2 separate regions of the Homo sapiens genome follow, and region 2 is linked to region 1. A link is an interaction called in ENCODE POLR2A ChIA-PET data of the cell type or tissue named here. Cell type or tissue: Panc1. All regions are shown on one strand. Links, peaks and the distances in the headings refer to the core of each region. The heading gives the core; the rest is flanking DNA. Region 1 overlaps ZBTB46 (zinc finger and BTB domain containing 46). Region 2 holds the start of LOC124904954 (a long non-coding RNA gene).

Region 1 (11,004 bases), core at 2,997-7,996:
TGTCGGCTCACTGCAAGCTCCACCTTCCGGGTTCACCCCATTCTCCTGCCTCAGCCTCCGGAGTAGCTGGGACTACAGGCGTCTGCCAACATGCCCGGCTAATTTTTTTTTTTTTTTTAAGTAGAGATGGGGTTTCACCATGTTAGCCAGGATGGTCTCGATCTCCTGACCTCATGATTCACCCGCCTCGGCCTCCCAAAGTGCTGGGATTACAGGCATGAGCCACCGTGCCCAGCCAAAGCATTTCTTCTCTGGGCCTGTCATTGTCGGCCCAGGTGTCGCCCCCGGGCTCCTCTTGGTTTCTCTTTGAGCATCTCTGACTTACTAGCGACTCAGTCCTTCTCAGTTTCCCCCAAAATGGAAAAGAGCCACATATGTGTGTGAACAATCAGTTTCTAAAAATGTCTTCATTTATCTGAAAGTCGGGCAGCATTGCTGCTTGCATGGGACACACAGATACTTTGTTTGTAAGACATTTTCGTTTACAAAAGTGCATCACATCATCTCTTCCAACCACTCTGAAGAAAATGAAGAAAATGAAGCCTCTTGCACAGAAAGCCTTCCCATTCGCTGGCATATCGCTGCACACGAGGCCTGCGTCGGTGCTCCTCTGTGGAGATGTGGAGAGGGGCACTGCTGTGCCTTGGGCTACGTGCAGAGGGCTTAGGAACTCCCGGTGTTGACAGCTGCCTTTGTGAGAGGTGGACACACCTGGACCGCGTGGCCCACGTTACTCTGGGCAAGTCGTCTTCTTAGTGTGGGTCACCCGCCGGATGGACAGAGGCTTTGCTTATCTGCTGGGGCATGGGGAGCAAAACTATGGCTCTTAACTGGGCAGAAGAACGAGAAGTCGGCCCAAGCTAAGCATTACCTGTCGCAGTGTTGATTCGCCGCTTTCCCAACTGACTTCCCTGAAAGAATCCCACAAAAAGTCACAGAGATTAGAAGCTTCTGAGTTATGAAGAAACTCGAAGGCCTGGTTGTTGATTTCTGGGCTGTGGAGGGGCACATCCAGACACACAGGCTTTCTAGAAACACACTCATAATCCACTCATTGGCCATAGCCAGCCGCTTTGCAGAGGCTGAGAAGTGGAGCAAGGCTGTTCTGGTTGGAGGAACAGCAAGTGCAGGGATAGAACCAGAAAACAGAGTTGTTGACACAAAGTGCCCAGGGCTGTTTGTGCAGCATGGGGACAACTGGCCCTGGGAAGCCGGGAGGGAGGGGTTTGATGGTAGTGAGATGGTGGGCGGGAGGGAGGGTTTTTTTTTTTTTTTTTGAGACGGAGTCTTGTTCTGTCCCCCAGGCTGGAGTGCAGTGACGAGATCTCGGCTCATTACAACCTCTGCCTCCCGGGTTCAAGCGAATCTCCTGCCTTGGCCTCCCTAGAAGCTGGGATTATGGGCATCCGCCACCACGCCCGGCTAATTTTTGTATTTTTAGTAGAGATGGGGTTTCATCATGTTGGCCAGGCTGGTCTTGAACTCCTGACCTCAAGTGATCCGCCTGCCTCGGTCTCCCAAAGTGCTGGGATTACAGGCATGAGCTACTGCACCCAGCCAGGAAGGGTTTGATGATGGTGAGATGGGGGTGCAGTGATGGGAAGATGGGGGAGGGAGGGTTTGATGACGGTGAGACGGGGGTGCAGTGATGGGAAGATGGGGGAGGGAGGGTTTGATGACGGTGAGACGGGGGTGCAGTGATGGGAAGATGGGGGAGGGAGGGTTTGATGACGGTGAGACGGGGGTGCAGTGATGGGAAGATGGGGGAGGGAGGGTTTGATGACGGTGAGACGGGGGTGCAGTGATGGGAAGATGGGGGAGGGAGGGTTTGATGACGGTGAGACGGGGGTGCAGTGATGGGAAGATGGGGGAGGGAGGGTTTGATGACGGTGAGATGGGGGTGCAGTGATGGGAAGATGGGGGAGGGAGGGTTTGATGACGGTGAGATGGGGGTGCAGTGATGGGAAGATGGGGGAGGGAGGGTTTGATGACGGTGAGATGGGGGTGCAGTGATGGAAACATCACCTCTCAGAGCACCCAGAAGAACGGGGGTGGGGGAAGGCGGTAAGTGTTCCTTGGCCACGTGAAATTTTGGGTGGGATTAGAACCTCTGAGTTGTCCTGCAGACCCTGAGCTTTCAGGAAAAAGGGCGTGGTTCAGGGCTTTTGTGGCAACCGCCAAGTGAGTTTTTCTGATATTTGCTAAATTAGCTTTCAAGACAACATGGTCTGTAGTCTTTCTTGTCTTGGTGTGGCCCTATTTGAATAAAATGGGTGTTCTCTTTCCATGCCATTTAAATTATTGAATCTGGTGAATGGCAGTATCCTTTTATTTGGCAAGTTCAAAGCCAGCTTAGGTATTTTCGAAAGAAGTAGAGATTATTCAGCTCCTTTAGGGGTGGAGGACAGACTGGCTGAAGAAGGCACTTGTTTGTCCAGGTCCAGCCCCATTTCTTCCTCCTCCCATTTCAGTGTGGAATCTGCAGACCCACAAGACTCGGAATTTCCCATGCTTCAGGGAGGCCGGCTGCTCAACCTCGAAGGTGGCCCTGATGCTTAGGTGGGACGTGTCTGCTTGTTACCCATTCAAGGAAACAGAGGACTTTGGCCAGCGACCCTGCCCTGAGCCTCTGGTCTCTAAAGAAGCCTTGATTCGCCTACAGCCTCCTCTCTGCACTCAAAATCTCCACTTCTCAAGTGTAATCTGGTCGTTTACGTTAGTCCTGTGGGGAGCCCATTCAACGGTTTACATTTCCTTTTACAAACAGAAAACGGAGCAGTCCCAAAGAACACACACACACACACACACACACACACACAAGGTTCCTAGAGGACAAAGGTCAGGACAGGAATCAGGACAGAGGAAAAGGAATTGGAAGACACCACAACGAGAAAACTTGTTCTGGGAAGTGTGTGGTCAGGGATGCAGTGTGACGTGGATATTGTCCTTTTTTCTGGTCTGAATTATTTAATTTTTTTTTGAGAAGGGGCCTCGTTCTGTTGCCCAGGCTGGAGTGCAGTGGCACAGTCATGGCTCACTGCGGCCTCGACCTGGGCTAAGGTGATCCTCCCACCTCTGCCTCCTGAGTACCTGGGACTACAAGCACGCACCACCACACCCGGCCAATTTTTTTATTTTTGTTTTATTTTTATTTTATCTTATTTATTTATTTATTTTTTTGAGACAGGGTCTCACTCTGTCGCTAAGGCTGGAATGCAGTGGCGTGATCTTGGCTCACTGCAACCTCTGCTTCCTGGGCTCAAGTGATTCTTGTGCCTCAGTCTCCTGAGTAGCTAGGATTATAGGCGTGTGCCACCACACCCTGCTAATTTTTGTACTTTTTTTAGTAGAGACCAGGTTTTGCCATGTTGCCCACGCTGGTCTTGAACTCCTGAGCGCGAGTGCACCCCCATCTGCCCACCTGGAACCCCCAAAGTACCGGGATGACAGTGAGCCACTGTGCCTGGCCTTTTGTTCCCATTTTTATTTTTATTTTATGTATGTATTTTTGAGGTGGAGTCTCGCTCTGTCGCTCAGGCTGGAGTGCAGTGGTGCAGTTTTGGCTCACTGCAATCTCCACCTCTCGGTTTCAAGTGATTCTCCTGCTGCCTCAGCCTCCTGAGTAACTGGGATCACAGGTGCGCGCCACCATGCCCAGCTAATTTTTTTTTTAAGTTTTAGTACAGACGGGGTTTGTCCATGTTGCCCAGGCTGGTCTCGAACTCCTGAGCTTAAGTGATCCACCCGTCTCGGCTTCCCAAAGTGCTAGGATGACAGGTGTGTGCCACCGCTCCCGACTTTTTGTTTCCATTTTTAAAACATGTTTTGTACAGACAGGGTCTCGCTGTGTTGCCCAGGCTGGTCTCAAACTCCTGGGCTCAAGCATTCATCCTGCCTCAGCCTCCCAAAGTGCTGGGACGACAGGTGTGAGCCATAGCACCTGGCCCGTGGTCTGGAATTCCGAGACTCACTGTAGGCTTCACTCTCATGTTTTCGTGCTTGCCGGGTTGGCCGTGTCCTGTGCTCGCCGTGTGGTCAGTGCTGTTCCTGTTTCTCCTAACAGCAGCCGTTGACTGATGGTGCATCTTCCTGTGGACATGTCTTTAAACCCAAGCGTGGGAGGGTGAGGAAGCTGTCAGTCTGGTGTAGGACTGAGCCCAGCCTTGGCCAATCACGGAACCCATTGTACTGAAATGGAATAGGCCTCCTGTGCTCCTTTGTCGGGGCCTAGAGCCCATCAGTCCCAGGGCTGGGTTTTGCATGCGTGTACACGTGTCAGCTCTAGGGAGAGCACCCCAGGCTTTTCTCATTGGGGGCCCGTGTCACATACAAAAGTGCCCGTCTCCCCCATGGGTGTGCTGGTGGGTGAATTCAGGGCGCTTGAACTCAGGAAGGCTGGACGTGTGTCCCGTCGTTTATTCCCGGTTCTCCCAGCCACCTCCGGTTCCCGACGCTGTGAGTGCAGCTTTGCTGGCTGGTGCTGCAAGTGTGTTTAGGATTTTCTGCCTGTTTCGGGAGTGTATCGGTTCCGCTTGATCAGGGCTGTGTTCATGTTTCTAAAATGTTAATGGTAAGAGCTCACTATTGAGTAAAAGCACAGATGGTAATTTTTCCCGCAAAAAGCTTCTTAGATAGGGGAAGTTAAAGGTGTAAGTTCTCGCAGTGTGCTGAGTGACTGGCTGGGTTTTTCTGGTGAGTAAGTGCTTGGGGCAGGCTGCGGGACAGCCTTGTGCTCTGAGAATTGTTAGTGATATCACAAAGGTTTTTATTTCTGAAGGGAAACTAAGGGAGTCAGGATATTTAAAACCGCCTCGGTGCTTCCTAAACAGTGGCTGTTGTTTTTTTCCAAAGTGAATGAAACATTTCAGGTTAATGTTACTCTGTACTTTAAGTATTTCTGTTTAGCATCACCTTATTAAAAGTGAGCCTGGACCAGACATGGTGGCTTACACCTGTAATCCCAGCACTTTGGGAGGCCGAGGTGGGCAGATCACCTGAGGTCAGGAGTTTGAGACTAGCCTGGCTGACATGGTGAAACCCCATTTATACTAAAAATATATACACAAAAAAATTAGCTGTGCGTGGTGGCACACACCTGTAATCCCAGCTACTTGGGAGGCTGAGGCAGGAGAATCACTTGAACCTGGGAGGTGGAGGTTGCAGTGAGCTGAGAGCGCACCATTGCACTCCAGCCTGGGCAACAAGAGGGAAACTCCGTCTCAGAAAAAAAAAAAAAAGCGTGCCTGCTTGTAGTCCCAGCTGCTCAGGAGGCTGAGGCAGGAGGAGCGTTTGAGCCCAGGAGTTTAAGGCCACCCTGGGCAACACAGCAAGACCCTCTCTAAAATAAAAAATAATAATAGTAATAATGGCCAGGCACAGGGGCTCAGGCCTGTAATCCCAGCACTTTGGAGGCTGAGGTGGGTGGATCCTGAGGTTAGGAGTTTGTCTTGGCCAACATCGTGAAGCCCTGTCTCTACTGAAAAAAAAAAAAAAGGCCGGGCGCAGTGGCTCACGCCTGTAATACTTTGGGAGGCTGAGGCGGGCGGATCATGAGGTCAAGAGATTGAGACCATCTTGGCCAACATGGTGAAACCCCGTCTCTACTAAAAATACAAAAATTAGCTGGGCGTGATGGCGCATGCCTGTAATCCCAGCTACTTGGGAGGCTGAGGCAGGAGAATCTTTTGAACCTGGGAGGCGGAGGTTGCAGTGAGCTGAGATCGCACCATTGCACTCTAGCCTGGGCAACAAGAGCGAAACTCCATCTAAAAAAAAAAAAAAATTAGCCATGCATGGGGGCAGACACCTGTAGTCCCAGATCTTCGGGAGGATGAGGCAGGAGAATCGCTTGAACCTGGGAAGCAGAGATTGCAGTGAGCCGAGATCGTGCTGTGGCACTCCAGCCTGGGCAACAGTGTGAGGCTCCATCTAAAAAAATAATAAATAGGCTGGGCGCGGTGGCTCACGCCTGTAATCCCAGAACTTTGGAAGGCCCAGGTGGGCGGATCACCTGAGGTCGGGAGTTCGAGATCAGCCTGACCAACATGGAGAAACCCGGTCTCTACCAAACATTCAAAATTAGCTGGGCATGGTGGCGCGCCTGTAATCCAGCTACTCGGGAGGCTGAGGCAGGAGAATCGCTTGAACTGGGGAGGTGGAGGTTGTGTGAGCCGAGATTGCACCACTGCACTCCAGCTTGGGCAACAAGAGCAAAACTCTGTCTCAAAAAAAAAATATATATATATAATATACTTCTTAAAAAGTGTGCCTGTTTACATTGGCCAGGCGCGGTGTCTCATGCCTGTAATCCCAGCACTTTGGGAGGCCGAGGCAGGCGGATCATGAGGTCAGGAGATCGAGACCATCCTGGCTAACATAGTGGAACCCCGTCTCTATTAAAAATACAAAAAAACAAAATTAGCTGGGTGTGGTGGCGGGTGCCTGTAGTCCCAGCTACTCAGGAGGCTGAGGTGGGAGAATGGCGTGAACCTGGGAGGCAGAGCTTGCAGTGAGCCGAAATCGTGCCACTGCACTCCAGCCTGGGTGACAGAGCGAGACTTCGTCTCAAACAAAAAAAAAAGTGTGCCTGTTTACTGTTTTTATGACTTTTGCTTTCTTTTCTTCGTTATACGTTGCTAACGTCATACACTGGGAGTTTGCATGTTTTTGCCTGAGGAAATGGTTATGTTTCGCTGCCTACGGTGATATATGGAAATACATCTATAGTATTTCGTTGCTTTTATTTTAGTTTGTATGTAGACTTGTTCTGTACTTCGGAGTGTTTTGAAGAACTTTTCGGAAATCATTAGCAGACACCCTCTGCTGGACGGTGAAATGCGTGTCCCGTGACTGACAAAGCGGCTGTCAGTGCTCCGAGCGTCCCAGTTGCTTTTCTTACTTGTTGGCGGAGTGAGGCAGGGAGTTACGAGGTGGCACTAACTCTGATATCCCATCTAGTTAAAGCCATTTTCACGGCTGCTCACTGGATTTCACTAGACGTTGCAGTAACATTCAGGGAGGCCGAGAAGTGGTTGTTTTAATCCGTTTACCTCTGGTCTGGCCCCTGGGACACTGTTGCTGTTTTTGCTTTCTTCAGTGTGGAAATTGCTAGAGACCTTGGGAGAAGGGAGGGTAGGAGGTCCCATCGTCTGTGGGACCCTGTGTCTGTGTAAGGCCATGTCGAGTGCCCATGGCAGAGCCCTCACAGGAAGCAGAGCTGTGATCACAGACGCCTCCGGGTGAGCCTGAGATTCAGGGTCAGGAAGGGTCTGAGTGAGACACACACCTGCACCCTGGTGAGGGCTGGCTCGTCTTCTTCGGGATGCGCTCCTGGAGGGAGCAAAGCTGGCAGGCAGCATCCATTAGCATCCCGGGTGCGCTCTCTGTTCGCTTAATGTTATTGATAACAACCTCATTTTGTACTTCACCTAATTTTTGCCTTGTCTTAAGAAGGAAGCGCATCCAGGAAGTCATGAGTTGGTGTCTCAGTGATGCTCTTCTCTTCTCAGACAGAGTCTCACTCTGTCGCCCAGGCTGGAGTGCAGTGGCGCGATCTCAGCTCACTGCCACCTCCATCTCCCGGGTTCAAGCGATTCTCCTGCCTCAGCCTCCTGAGTAGCTGGGATTACAGGCGCACACCACCACGCCTGGCTAATTTTTGTATTCTGTAGTAGAAACGGGGTTTCACCATGTTGGTCAGGCGGTCTTGAACTCCTGACCTTGTGATCCGCCCACCTTGGCCTCCCAAAGTGCTGGGATTACAGGCTTGAGCCACTGCGCCTGGCCTTCTTTTTTTTTTTTTTTTTTGAGCTGGAGTTTCGTTCTTTCACCCAGGCTGGAGTGCAGTGGCGCGATCTCGGCTCACTGCAACCTCTGCCTTGCAACCTCTGCCTTCCAGTTTCAAGCGATTCTCCTGCCTCAGCCTCCCCAGTAGCTGGGATTACAGGTGTCTGCCACCATGCCCGGCTAATTTTTGCATTTTTTTTTAATAGACACGGGGTTTCACCATGTTGGCCAGGCTGGTCTCGAACTCCTGACCTTGTGATCTGTCCGCCTCGGCATCCTAAAGTGTTGGGATGACAGGCATGAGCCACCGCGACCAGCCAGTGATGCTTTTCTTGACATGCTGACATGAATACATAACTATCAGGAGAGATGGCGAGTGCCCAGGTGTTGGCTGGAGCTGTGGCCACTGTTGCTGTAGAACATGCCCTGGGGGTCCGCACTGGCCTGGCCCACCCTCCCTCTGCAGAACTGACTGCGGGGCGGCACTGCGCTGCTCTCCTCCTCACGAAGACCCAGGGTTGGACCTCCTTACGCAGCCCAGCTGGAGGGGACCGTGACTTGGATGCAGGGGCTGCACCGAGGGCTTCTGGGCTTTGCATCTGGTTTCTGGGTGGCTTTGCCACGTGCTTTCCAGCAGGACCGTGGTCAAGGCATGCCTCACCTGGCAGGGGCAGCGTGGATGGCGCCAGTGGCTCTCACCCCAGCGCCCTTGTCCAGCTCTACAAAGGGCCCCTTGCAGTGTACCTCAAAACTACAGACTCAAAAGGCAGGGTCCCTGGCGGATGGGACCATGTGAGTCCTGGGTGAAGACCCCCAGTGCCACCACTCAGAGCGTGGTGCCGTGCAGTCTCTGTAGGTGAGCTTGCTGTTTGGGCGAGTTCCTGGGGCTGCGTTACATGGGACCATGGCCTGAGTGGCTGAAAACGGTAGAGCCTTATTCTGTCACAGGGCTGGAGGCTGACACCCAGCATCGGGGTGGACGGGGCCACTCTTCCTCCCAAGGCTCCAGGGGAGGGTCCTCCTGCCTCTTCAGCTGCAGGTGTTGACCACAGTCCCTGGTGCCTCTTGGCTTATAGACGCCTCGCTCCAGCCTCTGCCTCTGTCTTCACACAGTCTCCCCTGCGGGTGTCCAGGTTTTTTCCTCTTCTTTCTTCTTCTTCCTTTTTTTTTTTTTTTTGAGACAGAGTCTCACTCTGCTGCCCAGGCTGGAGTGTAGTGGCACCATTTCAGCTCACTGCAGCCTCCACCTCCCAGGTTTAAGCGATTCTCCTGCCTCAGCCTTCCAAGTAGCTGGGATTACAGGCGTGTGCCACCACGCCTGACTAATTTTTTGTATTTTTGGTAGGTACAGGGTTTCACCATGTTGCCCAGGCTGGTCTCGAACTCCTGACCTCAGGTGATCCGCCCACCTTGGCCTCCTGAAGAGCTGGGATTACAAGCCTGAGCCACTGCACCCGGCCTCTTTTTCTTTTTCTATTTTTTTTTCTTGAGACAGGATCTCACTCTGTGGGCCAGGCTGGAGTACAGTGGCACAAGCACAGCTCACTGTAGCCTCCTTCTCCCAGACTCAAGGATCCTCTTGCCTCAGCCTCCCAAGTAGCTGGGACTACAAGCATGCACCATCATACCTGGCTAATTTTTTTACTTTTTGTAGGGACAGGGTCTCCCTATGTGGCCCATGCTGGGCTCAAGCGATCCTCCTGCCTCTGCCTCCCCAAGAGTTGGGATTACAGGCATGAGCCACCACATCTGGCCCTTTCCTTTTCTTTTCTTTTCTTTTTTTTTTTGAGACTGAGTTTCGCTCTTGTTGCCCAGGCTGGACTGCAGTGGCGCGATCTTGGCTCAACGCAACCTCTGCCTCCTGGGTTCAAGCGATTCTCCTGCCTCAGCCTTCCTGAGTAGCTGGGATTACAGGCATGCGCCACCATGCCCGGCTAGTTTCGTATTTTTAGTAGAGATGGGGTTTCTCCATGTTGGTCAGGCTGGTCTCGAACTCCTGACCTCAGATGATCTGCCCGCCTCAGCCTTCCAAAGTGCTGGGATTACAGGCGTGAGCCACCGTGCCAGGCCTGGCCTTTTCCTTTTCTTTTAAGGAAGCTGGTCCTATTGGGTGAGGGCCCGCCCTAATCCACTATGACCTCATCTTAACTTGATTATATTTGCAAAGACCCTATTTCCAAATAAGGTCACGTTTGCAGGTTTAGGACTTCAGCAGACACATTTCAGCCCTTAACAGCATCACAGCTTGGGTTTTCTTGATGCATCTTTCACACGTATTTCTCTATGGAGGCTTCTCCACACATCAGCAGCTGCTACCTCTCGTGGCCACTGTATCCTTGACGCTGCTGTTATTTACAGCAGAGGTGGCAAGTAACCAGCGTCACCAAAATATTAACTAATGCATTCAGCCAGTGTGCACGCAGCCCTGGGCCTGTGGCAGGTCAGGTTCCTGGCCTGGGTACACAGCAGGTCATGGAGTCCTTGCTTTGCTGGGTTATGCAGATGGGGGAGATGCTTTGAGTATCTTGGGTGATGTGAGCCTGTGAGGAGAGACACGGGGTGGGTGGGGAGGGAGTCATGTTGAGGGTGAGCAGAGATGGAGCCAAGAGGGGCAGCTGAGTGTTGCGGCTGCTTGTGCCTCCCAATCCGAAGCAGGACTCGGGCCCTCCTCTGGGCACCCCCTTTGCCTTGCTCACTGCACCTGTGCCCACTGCATCTGTGCCCACCGCACCTGCACCCACTGCACCTGCACCCACTGCACCTGCGCCCACCTGCGCCCACTGCACCTGCGCCCACTGCACCTGTGCCCACCTGTGCCCACTGCACCTGCGCCCACCGCACCTGCACCCACCGCACCTGTGCCCACCTGCGCCCACTGCACCTGTGCCCACCTGTGCCCACTGCACCTGCGCCCACTGTACCTGCACCCACTGCACCTGTGCCCACTGTACCTGCACCCACTGCACCTGTGCCCACCTGTGTCCACTGTACCTGTGCCCACTGCACCTGCACCCACTGGACCTGCGCCCACCTGCACCTGCACTCACTGCACCTGTGCTCACCTGCACTCACTGCACCTATGCCCATCTGTACCCACTGCACCTGCACCTTCTGCACTTGTGCCCACCTGTACCCACTGCACCTGTGCTCACCTGCACCTACTGCACCTGCACCCACTCGACCTGCGCCCACCTGCACCTGCACTCACTGCACCTATGC
Region 2 (7,196 bases), core at 2,197-7,196, 150 kb after region 1:
AGTCCAGGATGCAGCCCTTGGTCTGAAACGTGATCTGGGCTTCAGCAAACAGCTCAAAGATGTAGCTGCCGAGGAGAAGAAGGCAGGCTCGAGCCTGGCGGGGGGACCAGACTGCAGCTTTGGGAACTGAGGAGAAGAAGGCAGGCTCGGGCCTGAGGGGGGACGACACTGGTCAAAGATGTAGCTGCCGAGAAGAAAACAGGCTCGAGCCTGGAGGGGGAAATCAGGCTGCAGCTTTGGAACTGAAGGCAACAACTGTGGAAGTTTCCTTCCCTCGGAAACAAATTCAGCCCTCCAGGGGACGCCAGCATTGGAGGTGAGAGGCCTCCGCCCTCAGGAGCCTCCAGGTGGGGAGAGGAGGCCTGGCCAGCACGAGAACAGCACCGAGGAAAAGAAGCCGCCTCAGAGCAGGGGCCGCCGTCAGAGGGGAGGGATGGGGTCACTAGGGGGTCGTCAAGAGGTTGTCAGGGGCTTCTGGGAGGCGGTGGCTCTGGGCAGAGTCCCCAAAGCTTTGGAGAGTGACAGTGATGGGGCAGCAGAAGCTACAGGAGGGGACCCTGAGGGTGCAGGGTGGCCGAGGAGCCAGGCCAGAGCCTTGAGCATTACGCTGAGGACAGTGGCTCCACCTGGAAGCAACTGGGATTCCCCCGACCAGGTCGGCGCTCAGGCAGAACACGCTCCACCTCGGCGGCTGTGCGCTCAGGAGAGCCCCCACACAGGCCCCAGCCCTGACTCCTCATCTGCCTGCAGGACAGACAGCAAACCCTGCTGCCCTGGCTGCGGAGAAGACTGGAGCCCCACGGAGCGTTCAGAACGTTCCAGGCCTCCCGGAGTCCAAAAGAGGTGGTGGCTGGGACACTCATCGTCCTAACAAGAAGGTCTCGTTCTAACAGGCACCTGTGCTCAAATGACGGACTGGACCAGGGTCCAGGGAAAGGCCTGGAGGAGGAGAAACTGCAGGAAACCCAGCGGCCCCGCGTGGGAGAGTGTGCTGTTCCGTGGGTGTGTGTGTGCTGTCTGTGGGAGTGTGTGTGCTGTTCCGTGGGAGAGTCTGCTGTTCCGTGGGAGTGTGTGCCGTTCCGTGGGTGTGTGTGCTGTTCCGTGGGAGTGTGTGTGCTGTTCCGTGGGAGAGTGTGCTGTTCCGTGGGAGAGTGTGCCGTTCCGTGGGAGTGTGTGCCGTTCCGTGGGTGTGTGTGCTGTTCCGTGGGAGTGTGTGTGCTGTTCCGTGGGTGTGTGTGCCGTTCCGTGGGTGTGTGTGCTGTTCCGTGGGAGTGTGTGTGCTGTTCGTGGGAGTGTGTGTGCTGTTCGTGGGAGTGTGTGTGCTGTTCCATGGGTGTGTGTGCCGTTCCGTGGGGGGCTGTGTGCTGTCCCGTGGGAGTGTGTGCTGCTCCTCTCAACATCTCAGCAACCAGATCATGCAAAGCAGGTGCTCCTCCCAGGTCTCAAAAAGGGAAAACAGGCCTGAAAACAGGCCTCACTCGTGATGTGACAGCCCAGGACTGCACCATGGCCCGTTTCTAGCTCTAGGCTGGGCCTGCAGTGAAGGGGCTGGCTCCCCGCCTCTCACCTCCCTGGCTTGGTGACACCGCTGTCGTCTCCAGGCAGCTCAACAGCATCGATGGCCCCCTCCAGGCGCAGCAGGATCACTGTGGGTCGAGGAGGTGTCACCCACCTCCTCGCAAGGAGGAGGCCCCACCCAGCTGCAAGGAGGCGGGGAGGGCAACACTTACTCTTCAGCTTTGCAATGTCTTCCAGCTCCATGTTCAGCCCTGGGCAAGAGAAAGGCAGCAAAGGCAGTCTGCATCACGCTCGTGCCAACAACCCCGCCCTTGAGAACCAGGATTCCTGGCATGGAAAAAAGGACACCAACATGGAAAGGAAGAGGCCACACAGAATCCATGCAGGCCAAATCCACCAACATGGGAAGGAAGAGGCCACACAGAATCCGTGCAGGCCAAATCCACCAACAGGGGAAGGAAGAGGCCACACAGAATCCGTGCAGGCCAAATCCACCAACAGGGGAAGGAAGAGGCCACACAGAATCCGTGCAGGCCAAATCCACCAACAGGGGAAGGAAGAGGCCACACAGAATCCGTGCAGGCCAAATCCACCAACAGGGGAAGGAAGAGGCCACACAGAATCCGTGCAGGCCAAATCCACCAACAGGGGAAGGAAGAGGCCACACAGAATCCGTGCAGGCCAAATCCACCAACAGGCGAAGGAAGAGGCTACACAGGCCAAATCCAAACTGGAGACACCAAGAGGAGCAGGTGTTTTATCTTTATTTATCTATTCATTTTTGAGACAGGGTGTCACTCTGTCACCCAGGCAGGGGTGCAGCAGCGCCATCTCTGCTCACTGCAACCTCCATGTCCCAGGTTCAAGCAATTCTCGTGTCTGTCTCCCGACTAGCTGGGACTATAGGTGTGCGCCACCATGCCCGGCTAATTTTCGCATTTTTAGTAGAGATGGGGTTTCACCCTGTTGCTCAGGCTGGTCTTAAACTCCTGACCTCAGGTGATCCACCAGTCTTGGTCTCCCAAAGTGCTGGGATTACCGCTGAGCCCTTATGCCTGGCCGGGTGTTTGACCTTTAGAATTAACATTTGTGAACACACCTGTGCGTATGGCTGTATCTCCACGAAAACACCCAGTAACAACGACCAACCCAGTAACCATGACCAACCCGCTGCCGCATGGCGGGTCTTGAAATACCGTCTTGCAGGAAAAGAAAGCAGGGCTTCTTGGAGACTTGGCTGATTCCAGGTCTGGAGCAGGACATGAGTGTGAAAAATCCTGACTCCCAGACAGCAAAGAGGCCACAACCGCCGGGGTCAGGACACAAGAGCCCACATGAAAACACCTCAAGGTGCAGCAACTGAGGTCAGGAGTGAGATTCAGGAGGGAGCATGGGGCAGGACCAATCCCCACGTTCACACACAAACATTCAGTGATGACACTTGATTGACTGATTGATTTTTGAGACGGAGTCTCGCTCTGTCGCCAGGCTGGAGTGCAATGGTGCGATCTCGGCTCACTGCAACCTCCGCCTCCTGGGTTCAAGTGATTCTCCTGCCTCAGCCTCCCAAGTAGCTGGGATTACAAGCATGCACCACCACACCTGGCTAATTTTTTTGTATTTTTAGTAGAGACGGGGTTTCACCGTGTTGGCCAGGATGGTCTCAATCTCTGACCTCGTGATCCGCCTGCCTGGGCCTCCCAAAGTGCTGGGATGACAGGTGTGAGACAGCACACCCGGCCCACCCCCAGCATTTGTCCCACCTTTCCTGTGTGAATGGGATCACCACATAGCTGATATGGTGCAGGGCGTGGTCCTAAGTTATTCCTGCTAACTGACTAGATGATGGAATTAGCACACTGCCATCTTGCAAGCCCCCAGTGATTAACATATTCAGGTGTTCAGCAGCAACAATGTTCACATGGGAAGAAACGGGAAAGGAGATACTGTGAGCCTTCTGATAGAAAGGACGTCCCATCTGGAGCCCGGCAAACGGTGGCCGCAGTCTAACTGGGGCCCTCAAGCCACCTAAGTTCAGAGTAAACCGGGGAACTCGTGTGGCTGCCCCTCCTGTACAGATTCCGACTCTGCAGGGTAAACGGCCTGGGCTCTTCAATAAATAAAGTGTGAGGAAAAGAATGGACCCTGCCAAGCACAGTGGCACACGCCTGTAGTCCCAGGAGCTTGGGAGGCCGAGGCAGGAGGATCACTTGAGCCCAAGAGGTGGAGGCTGCAGGAGGTGGAGGCTGCAGTGAGCCGTGATGGCACCACCGCTCTCCAGCCTGGGTGACAGAGTGAGACCCCATCTCCAAAGGGGTGGGGGAACAGATAGGGATGAAAACTGAAGTTCTGGTCCTGAATGAGATGGCAGAAGCCCACCCCACCACACGTCCCCCACTAGTTACAACAAAAAGCCCTGCACATCAAGTAACTAACAAAACTGAAGAGTGGAGAAGGCCCCGTGGTGATGTTCACACAGGCCTGGGGGTGGGTGGATGTTTCTCCCACGTTATGTAAGCGATGAAATGGCAGCTGCCGAGATGAGGGAAGGAGACCTGTCACTCTCCCCACCCTGCGCCAAGCGAAGGATGGAAAGAGGCGGCCGTCCACCCCGTTAGAGAGGTGGGGTTGGGGGACTGTGGAGAGGAGGGAGGTGGAGCGTTCAAAGTCCCAGGAACCCCTTCCCCCACTGCAACTCCCTGCGTGGCAATCTTGAGAGCCGGTGGCAGTGGTGCACACCTGTGGTCCCGGCGCTTTAAGACGCTGAGACGGGAAGATCCCATGAGCCCAGGAGGCCGAGGCTACAGGGAACTTTGATTGTACCACCACATTCCAGCCTGGGCAACAGAGTGAGACCCTGTCACTTAAATATATGTATATATATATATATATAAAGGGATTCTAAAGCCAGAACACCTGATAACTTCTGTACTAAACAAATGCCAACTTTGCAAACTCACTCTCTACCAAGCAGCCATCCTGGTGAGAAGGGTGAGGACGGGGCTCCCCAGGGTCCAGGGTCCCCGTGGTGTCCGTCCACATGTGCGATTTTAAAGGAAAATGGGGGAAGCTGATGCTGTTTACACCTGGAGATGCTCACGAGCAAGTAGTGTCACAGCAGAACCTATGAAGATATTCACACAGACTCCTAGTCAGCTGTTTACAGAAGCCATGTAGAAAATATGGACAAAGGCCGGGCGTGGCGGCTCACGCCTGTAATCCCAGCACTTTGGGAGGCCGAAGCGGGTGGATCACGTGAGGTCAGGAGTTCGAGACCAGCCTGGCCAACACGGAGAAACCATCTCTACTAAAAATACAAAATTAGCTGGGCGTGGTGGTGCACGCCTGTGATCCCAGCTACTTGGGAGGCTGAGGCAGGAGAATTGCTTGAACCCAGGAGGCGGAGGTTGCAGTGAGCCAAGATCGCGCCATTGCACTCCAGCCTGGGCAACAAAAGTGAAACTCCATCTCAAAAAAAAAAAAAAGAAAGAAAATATAGACCAACTGACAACATCCATGAAGGGTTTCCACGTTTTCCACGTATGCCGTGACTAGCGCTGTGTGGAAATACACCTCTGGACAAACACTGGGAAGGAACCTACAGGCAGAGCAGCTGATGCATGCCAGATTTGTGGGTCATTTAAAGATGCAAAATGCCCTTACAGTGAATATATTTAGTTTTCCTTTTTTTTTTTTTTGAGATGGCCTCACTCTGCCGCCCAGGCTGGAGTGCAGTGGAGTCATCTGGGGCACCGGAAGCTCTGCCTCCCAGGCTCAAGCACGCCTCCCACTTCGGCCTCCGGAAAAGCTTGGACCACAGGAGCACACCACCACACCTGGCTAATTTTTTGGCAGGGGCGAGGTTCCGCCATGTTGCCCAGGCTGGTCTCAAACTCCTGGCCTCAAGCGATGCTCCCAACTCAGCTTCACAAAGTAGAGTTTTCCAGTTTTACACAGTAGAGGCCAAGTTGATACTGGCTGGGAGAAGACATAGGTCTTTGGAAAATACCAGAACTACTGAACAATACCAGCCCTTCCACAGGCTACAGGACCCTGAAGAATTCACACCCAAGAAGCCTCTGAGAGAAGCGGATGCCCTGCAGTGCCAGCCTGAATAGATGGTGCCCAGGCCGACCACACACAGCCACAGGGCAGGCTGCCCACTGCAGTAGCACGGGCCTCAGGACCAAGCAGCCTGGCTATGAACGCACCTGGGCTGGGGGAGTCCGTGCTGAACTCCGGGTGGGGCTCACCCTGCAGCAGCGCAGGCCTCAGGACCAAGCAGTCTGGCTATGAACGCACCTGGGCTGGGGGAGTCCGCGCTGAACTCCGGGTGGGGCTCACCCTGCTGCGCTGCCTTGGTCTGCTCCTCCAGCACCTGGTCTATGACGTCCAGTCCTGAAGCCAGGTCATGGGGAGTCAGGTCAAAGGATGCCGATTCTTCACACATCTTCTCCTAGAGCCCAAGCACACCCGAATCACCACAGAACAGGACAGGATCGGGGGTTCCAGAAAGCAGAAATGGGGTGGGGGTGCAGAAGGCACAGGAGGCTGACAGCCAAGTTCCCAAAGCCTTGGCCTGGGGTCTGTAAAAGGCCACAAGTAGGTCCAAACATGACTGTGTGGCCCACACCAATATTTAGAAACGATTGTTTCAGGCCGGGCGCGGTGGCTCACACCTGTAATCCCAGCACTTTGGGAGGCCAAGGTGGGCAGATCACTTGAGCTCAGGGGTTCAAGACCAGCCTGGGCAACGCTGGGAAACCCCGCCTCTACAAAAAATACAAAAATTAGCCGGGCGTGGTGGTGTGCACCTGTAGTCCCGGCTACTCGGGAGGCTGAGGTGGGAGGATGGCTTGAGCCCAGGAGGTGGAGGTTGCAGTGGGCCAAGATCATACCACTGAACTCCAGCCTGGACGACAGAAGGAGACCCTGTCTCAACAAACAAACAAACAATTATTTCACTGGAATTGCCAATTATTCTTTTTGATTTTATTTTTTTTGAGACGGAGTCTTGCTCTGTCACCAGGCTGGAGTACAGTGGTGTGATCTTGGCTCATTGCAACCTCTACCTCCTGGGTTCGAGTGATTCTCCTGCCTCAGCCTCCTGAGTAGCTGGGACTATAGGCACACGCCACCACGCCCAGCTAATTTTTTTGTATTTTTAGTAGAGACGGTGTTTCACTATGTTGGCCAGGATGGTCTTGATCTCTTGACCTCGTGATCCGCCCACCTCAGCCTCCCAAAGTGCTGGGATTATAGGCATGAGCTAGCGCGCCCAGTCAACATTTTTTTTTTTGACACAGAATCCCGCTTTGTCACCCAGGCTGGAATGCAGTGGTGTGATCCTGGCTCACTGCAGCCTCTGCCTCCAAGGTTCAAGCGATTCTCCTGCCTCAGTCTCAAGCCATGTGGCCGGAAGGGCAGAGACACTGCAGGCAAGACCACAAGCCTGCTGCTGCCGAGGGCAGAGGAGACAGCCCTGGCCCAGGCTGACCCCGAGCTGGCTGGAGGGAAAGGGTCTGGTGAGCGGCCTGTGGGGGCCCTGCGCCTGACGGGCAGGTCCCTGGCCCAGCTGGCCAGTCTCCAGCCCCAGCAGAGGCATCGGATCAGGGCGGGAGGGGGTGGCAGAAGCTCCTGGTGTGCTCAGTCCCCAGTCCTGGGCACCTAGGGCTTCA

What was found. Peaks named below come from ENCODE experiments on the same cell type or tissue, not always from the same donor. Only the 100,000 strongest peaks of a DNase experiment are listed, where the experiment ranks them.
Region 2: POLR2A ChIA-PET joins it to region 1 with 9 read pairs; 2 of 35 experiments call an interaction of 5 or more read pairs at or near these places.

What each region holds. Positions count from the first base shown.
Region 1 is chr20:63,815,674-63,826,677 of GRCh38, reverse strand. The region is part of intron 1 of ZBTB46 (zinc finger and BTB domain containing 46); the gene reads left to right. ZBTB46-AS1 (ZBTB46 antisense RNA 1) reads right to left here. Exons shown (of 3, transcript NR_110081.1): 2 at 5,807-5,928; 3 at 3,663-4,556. Among named protein-coding and RNA genes, the nearest start is that of ZBTB46, 10 kb to the left of the region's middle. RefSeq lists enhancers at 10,162-10,912, 10,913-11,004. In Panc1, for the core only: no CTCF peak of the experiment used is centred there; no DNase peak of the experiment used is centred there; H3K4me3 peaks cover 740 bases; H3K27ac peaks cover 1,046 bases.
Region 2 is chr20:63,672,718-63,679,913 of GRCh38, reverse strand. RTEL1 (regulator of telomere elongation helicase 1) reads right to left here. Exons shown (of 35, transcript NM_001283009.2): 10 at 5,821-5,974; 11 at 1,731-1,769; 12 at 1,568-1,646; 13 at 1-65. RTEL1-TNFRSF6B (RTEL1-TNFRSF6B readthrough (NMD candidate)) reads right to left here. Exons shown (of 38, transcript NR_037882.1): 10 at 5,821-5,974; 11 at 1,731-1,769; 12 at 1,568-1,646; 13 at 1-65. It overlaps LOC124904954 (a long non-coding RNA gene), which reads left to right and starts at 1,539. Exons shown (of 2, transcript XR_007067717.1): 1 at 1,539-2,270. RefSeq lists a cis regulatory region at 3,329 and an enhancer at 3,257-3,401. In Panc1, for the core only: no CTCF peak of the experiment used is centred there; no DNase peak of the experiment used is centred there.